2 separate regions of the Mus musculus genome follow, and region 2 is linked to region 1. Evidence: chromatin loops called from intact Hi-C (ENCODE). Cell type or tissue: heart. All regions are shown on one strand. Each heading gives the region's core, and the rest is flanking DNA. Links, peaks and the distances in the headings are about the cores only. Region 1 overlaps Tnip3 (TNFAIP3 interacting protein 3). Region 2 has its middle 80 kb from the start of Tnip3.

The links. A loop is a pair of places that touch in the nucleus more often than their neighbours do. Peaks named below come from ENCODE experiments on the same cell type or tissue, not always from the same donor. Only the 100,000 strongest peaks of a DNase experiment are listed, where the experiment ranks them.
Region 2: it touches region 1 in a loop (6-fold over the local background); 3 of 42 quality-filtered maps call a loop at or near these places.

The regions. Positions count from the first base shown.
Region 1 is chr6:65,614,589-65,617,513 of GRCm38, reverse strand. It overlaps Tnip3 (TNFAIP3 interacting protein 3), which reads right to left. Exons shown (of 8, transcript NM_001001495.2): 7 at 2,721-2,781. Among named protein-coding and RNA genes, the nearest start is that of Tnip3, 26 kb to the right of the region's middle. In heart, for the core only: a CTCF peak has its summit at 1,673; no DNase peak of the experiment used is centred there.
Region 2 is chr6:65,509,024-65,511,948 of GRCm38, reverse strand. No RefSeq gene overlaps it. Among named protein-coding and RNA genes, the nearest start is that of Tnip3, 80 kb to the left of the region's middle. In heart, for the core only: a CTCF peak has its summit at 1,471 (motif pointing left); no DNase peak of the experiment used is centred there.

The sequences.
Region 1 (2,925 bases), core at 247-2,746:
TATTTAAGTTGTGAATATCATCATAACTAACTCATACTTTATGTGATTATTATCTTCTGTGACATTGGATTAGAAATACTTTGCTAGTGATATATAGATTACTAGTTAGTGAATTTGAAATTTTATTTTCTAATGACTAAAACTGTAGCACATGGAGATAATATCTTATTTTCATTGCATACCACTAGAAAGAGGGAAATGATACCTTATAGCAATTCAATGGATTTCAAAGCTACAAACTTTATGCAATGGCCCGGGTTAACAACATGCCTTTCTAATGCATTTCTTCACTGGGGGGGGGGGGGGGGGCAGGGAACCGAAACCTTACTAGTTATACTTGTAGTCTATCTGTAGTAGAAATCAAAGCAAAATGAAAGTCTAGTATGTGTCTGAAAAATATCTGGACATTTTATTACAGAGTATCTATTTTTTATGTTTCTTTATGATACTAATGTAACCTACAGCCTTTACTACTCTCAGTGTTGATGTTTGGTGCTTAGTGTTAATTATCAAAATCGTGAATCACCTTGGAGATAGCCTCTAGGTATGCCTGGGGAAATTCTTTTGGTTACATTAATTGATATAGGAAGAACTGCCCACCATGGGCAGCACCATTCCCTGGCTAGGATACTGTACAAAAACAGAGACAAGGAACTAAGGGGCAGTATGGCTTCATTTTTGTCTCTGCTCATTGACAATGGATGTAAAATGAGAAGCTGTCCCACACTCCTACCACTGTGGCTTCTCCACAATTATACAGTATGCCCTCAAACTGTGAGGTTTCAAATAAGCCCTTCCTTCTAAATATTCTTTGTCAGAGCATTTTATCATAACTGAAGAGAAACTAAGACAAAAATTAGTACCTAGAAAAGAAGTGGGGCACTTTCTATATGAGCATACCAATGAAGTTCTTCAGTCCTTTGAGCTGTTATCACTGAAACATTCAACAGTTTGGTGCTTTGGAAGGATAGCTTAATAACCATTTTCTGGGATCTTGAGAAACAAAAGTGCTGCAAAAAAATGAAGACAATGGAGGCCTGGCTCATGAGGTCTCAAAGGAGAATGGGAGCTCTATTAGAGAAGTGGTGTTTTGGCAAAGACTCTGACTACATTCTGACCCTGTCCTGAGACTTCCGTGAAGCTGAACTTAAACATAGCAGACTAATTTGTTTGGTTGATGCAGGGAATGGGAAGAAGGTTACAGTTTCACGGAAAGAGTGCAGACAACAAAGCAGCTCTAATTGTTCTTGAGAGTAGCATCACTGAAGCGTACAATGGCACTCTACACTGGAACAATATAAAGGATAACTTTTAGATAAAACCTACTCACTAAAGGCTTTATAAAAATAATGCAAATTCACATGAAAGGAGAAAACCTGAACTGAGAAATCAGCTGAGGGTGTTCCCCATCCCTCAAAAGCAGGAGCTTAGGGGAGACCTTTCCCAAGGTCAGCACACAGAAGCTGATGCAACTCGGGTCCAAGCGTCCTAGATTCCATCTAATGGAACAGAACTTGACAGTGTCATCCCCATGGTGCTACATTAGAAGCAAAAAGGCCAAGACTGCAAGTGCCATGGAGTCCTACTCCATTCTATGGTTTTAGAGAGCTGAGGCCCTGCAATGTGTGGCTGGAACAAGAGAACATTGTGTGAAGTTGCAAAGGTAGAGCTAGGTGGCAGTAGAGACTCCAGGTCATTAGCGATTACAGATGATAGAATTGGTCGAGTGGAGCATGTTAAAAACAAAACTCATTATCTCAGCTTTGAATTAAATGTGATAACATCTCAAGTATAAGTTGAAGCTACAGAGCTTATCCTGAGGTTTCTAGAAAAATTCCCATCTAGAAAAATTCTTTGTTCATCTCTGAAAATGAACAAGGTGGAGTAAGTATATATCATGTAAGGCTTTAAATGGCTAAGAATAGAAGAATAACTTCGTTCATACTACCACTGGATGGCCATCTCAAGGCACTGTACAAACAAACAGAAGGTAAGATTAGCTCTACAGAAATGGGGGAAAAATAGTAAACCAAAGGAAAATGAGACTTACAGGTGCTTTCAGTTTGGGGTATTTTGCAGATGGCACTTACTATTTTCCAGCACCATCGGAGGTGGTTGCTGTAAACAGTTTTGGATGAACAGAACTGTTCCTTGGAGTCTGGCATCACATCCCAAGGGAAAGCAGTTCTGAGCTTTGGGTTTCTGCCAATGACATTTGAAACATCTGCTTTGCTAGGCTTGGTGGTGTAGCCCTGTAGGTCTGGCTCTTAGGACATCGCAGCAGGACCAGGACCTCAAGCTCATCTTTAGCTACCGAATGAAACTGAGGCTATTGTTCTATGTGAGACCACGTCTCAAAACAGGACAAGCAATAGTCTGCCTCGGAGCCTCCTGGATTGTGGGTTCACACCTGTCCTTCAGGGTAGAATCACAACGCTGTTGCTGTTACATGGGTGCTGTAAATGGCTGTATTTAAAGGTTCATCTCTAAGTCTCTGACTCTGAGCCTAAAATAGGAGCAGAACACAGATTTGGGACACACATTTTGGCATCTCAACATTGTCTGAAGGAGTTCACTCCAGACCACAAATTGGAGTTGTGGGTGCAATACAACTTCATAGTAACTTCTTTCCTGGTACAAAGGGATGTTGAATAGGCATTCCCTAGAGATCCCTTTTGTATGCATACATGAAGGAATGCCTATTAAAGCTGTGGTCTTACCATGTGCCTTGTGCTGTACACGTGGAGGAAGCTGGCTGAGAGCATTCCACTGATAGGCTGGCTGTGGGGAAAAAATAAAGCACTGTTATAGAAATATAGACTTCAAAAATGGAACAGTGGCATACTAAAATATAATTAAACTCGGTGGGTTTTGTTAAGTAGCTGATGCCCAAAAAGTCGTTTTGATACAAACCATTTGCTAATC
Region 2 (2,925 bases), core at 264-2,763, 110 kb after region 1:
CTACACATACATAAGATAAAAATAAAATCTAAAAACCAAAATTGCCTCTGAGAAAGGGCCACTCTGAATCAGGAGCCATGAGGGAATTCACACTAAAAGATTTTTCTGCTGTTTCTTGAGGAACAAAGAAAGTGTGAGATAGAGAAAAGAGCTTCATAATTAAAATTTAGCATGATTAATTAATAAATAATTAATCATAAATAATTAATTGGGTTAGAAGATGAATATGCATGGCTTAGTATTTTTTAAAAATGCAGGGATATATATATATATACATATATATATATATATATATATATATATATATATATATATATATATATATTGGTAAAGAACAGAATAAGAGGAAGGCTTTTTAACCACAGGAAGCAGGGGAAAAACATGTTATATGGATTGACTTTTTTTTTATCACTTACTTTTAAATCCAATTTTATAGAAAAAAAAGTTGAGAGTTTATAAGCGGAATGAATGAAGTGGTCCACGTAGAAGTCAAAGCTATGGATTGTGTTTTCTATCTGGCAATGGTATTTCTAAGCACATTTAGTTTTATGCTTGCTATGTCCAGTGAGTTCTGTTTGGAAAGGCACATACTGTATGTCCAGTGTAGGGCACAAATAAAAACCCCAAAATAGATACCAGACCTGAGGAAATACAGCTTCTCTCAGAGTACGTCTGGCTTTTTAAACCAGTGAGGCTTATTTTATTTTGTTTTTTATATTGTCAACACTATTTAAGTTAGGCTTTGGCTGTCCCACTCATATTAACAAGATCTTGATCTAATTTCATGTTGATATATATTATAAATGAAATTAAGCCAAGGGTGTGAATTATGTTTGGATGAAGGGAATATGATGCTTTAGAGTAGGTATTAACTACTCTAAATTTATTGACTTGATATTAATATTTATATGTTCAGACGATAGTGCTAATTGTGTTGTGACTTCCTAATATCCCCGAATATCAGAATGGACACATAGCAACGCTCAGAGGCCAGAGCATTCTACAGATGCCGAGGATAAGGTACGTAATGCCTTGCTGGCAAGATGGACCACACGATAAGGACAGTAGGAAATTAGGGGACAGCGTTGACTTTCTAAAACTTTACCTTCTTTCTCCTGAAAGGTGATTTTAAAGAATACATTTAGCATCTGGCCCATCTCCTCTCTTCTTTACGCCAGTAGTCTAATGGAATTGGCAAGTGAAATACTTTAGTAGAAATATAAATTCTGATCTGGTGTAAATGTGCTAGCATTAGTGAGAAATCACTCATCTATGAGAGTTACAAGATAACTATGACAGTAACAGTTTGCAATAAGCACACAGGTCTGGTTTTGAGAGAGAAAATGAAGATGAAGTGGCTTCATTCCAGGTTGTTGAACTGGAGTTCGGATCCTAGAATCTATCAGTGACAGAGACTTGTGCACACCACAGAATCTATCCTGATTCCCAACTGCTGTTTGGTGCCACCTAGTGGCTACGGTCTGCAACACCTTAACACTACACAGCTTCTGGTTATGGGAACCCCCATCTTACTGTCTTGAAGAAGGGGTGCTTCTGCTGAAAACTTCCTCTTCACTTATCATCTGCTTCATCAATGTTACCTCTCATTTTCAAGACAAGAGAAAGCTTTTGTTGTTGCTGTTGTTTTAACTTTGTAAGACATGTTTGTTTTTTGTTTTTTCTCAAGACAAAGGGGTTTTGTTTTGTCTTGTCTTGTCTTGTCTTGTCTTGTCTTGTCTTGTCTTGTCTTGTCTTGTCTTGTCTTGTCTTGTCTTGTCTCTTCTGTACTGTCAGGAAGACCATAGGAACTGTTTTCCAATCGCTTTATGTCAGAACTCAATTGTCTTAGACGTATTCTTCCTGGCTATTTCTCTATGTATCCAGCTTTAATATGGTGTTTAGAGAATGGACTCACAGACAGAACCATGAATTTCAAGAGGTATGCTGTGTCCTTGAGCATGGGTGCCTATTTCTGCAATTCCTTTCCATGTCTCCCTTTGTATAAAATAATTGGCTTAATTCTGCATCTCCCACCTAGAGAGACACAATGCCATACTGTCTTGATTTACAACTTTTTTTTATTATTGTTTTCTTTTTAATGTCCTCGGTTCTTTCTGGTGGAAGATAACTTTAACTGTTACATTTATTTTTTTTTGAAGTACTATGGGATTTTTCAGGCAGAAAATTATAGAGAAAATAAAAATTGCCACAGTATCACTACCTCTCAAATAAAATCAAATTGGTTTTTACAGGACCACAGAATGTGTTTCAAAAATTCAAATAGTACTTACATGAAAATCATGAAAATAAACTCATCTTCTTCCCTGAAATTATTACTAGTACATATCATTAAATTTCCTTTTTAGTCTGTCAACTTTATGACATGCTAAAATAGAAACATTTTGCATCTTGCTTTGGGGGGTTTAATGATATATTTTAGAATTCATTCCATAACAATACCTACAAGCATTCATTTGCCTCATTAAAAGTGTTAGAGAATCACTCAACTTGCCTATAACAGTTTAAACTCAAGGAAGGATTTTGTAATGGAAGACTGTGCAAAATCAGCTTAGCTTGCTGTTGCAAAATGAGAATTCTGTGACTGAGTAGAATGCACATTTTCATAGTCTGGAGGCTGGCGGTAGGAGGGGAGATGCAGGAAGCCCTTCTTGCTCTCTGGGAGGTTGACTTCTTGCTGTGTGAAGAGAAAGGAGGTCTCTCCTTGCCAGGACACTAAGAGGTCATAAAGGTTTATCATGATTTATTAAGAGTTCGACATGACTTTAGTTGGAGAATCACTGTATGAATTCTCAGGGGGGTCAAAACCCTTCCATCCACAGCAAAGTAGTTTTTTTTGGAAATGAGTCTAAGGATTCAGAAAGAAGTGCTATGGAAGCACAGTGGCTAATCTCCAAAATGGTTCCA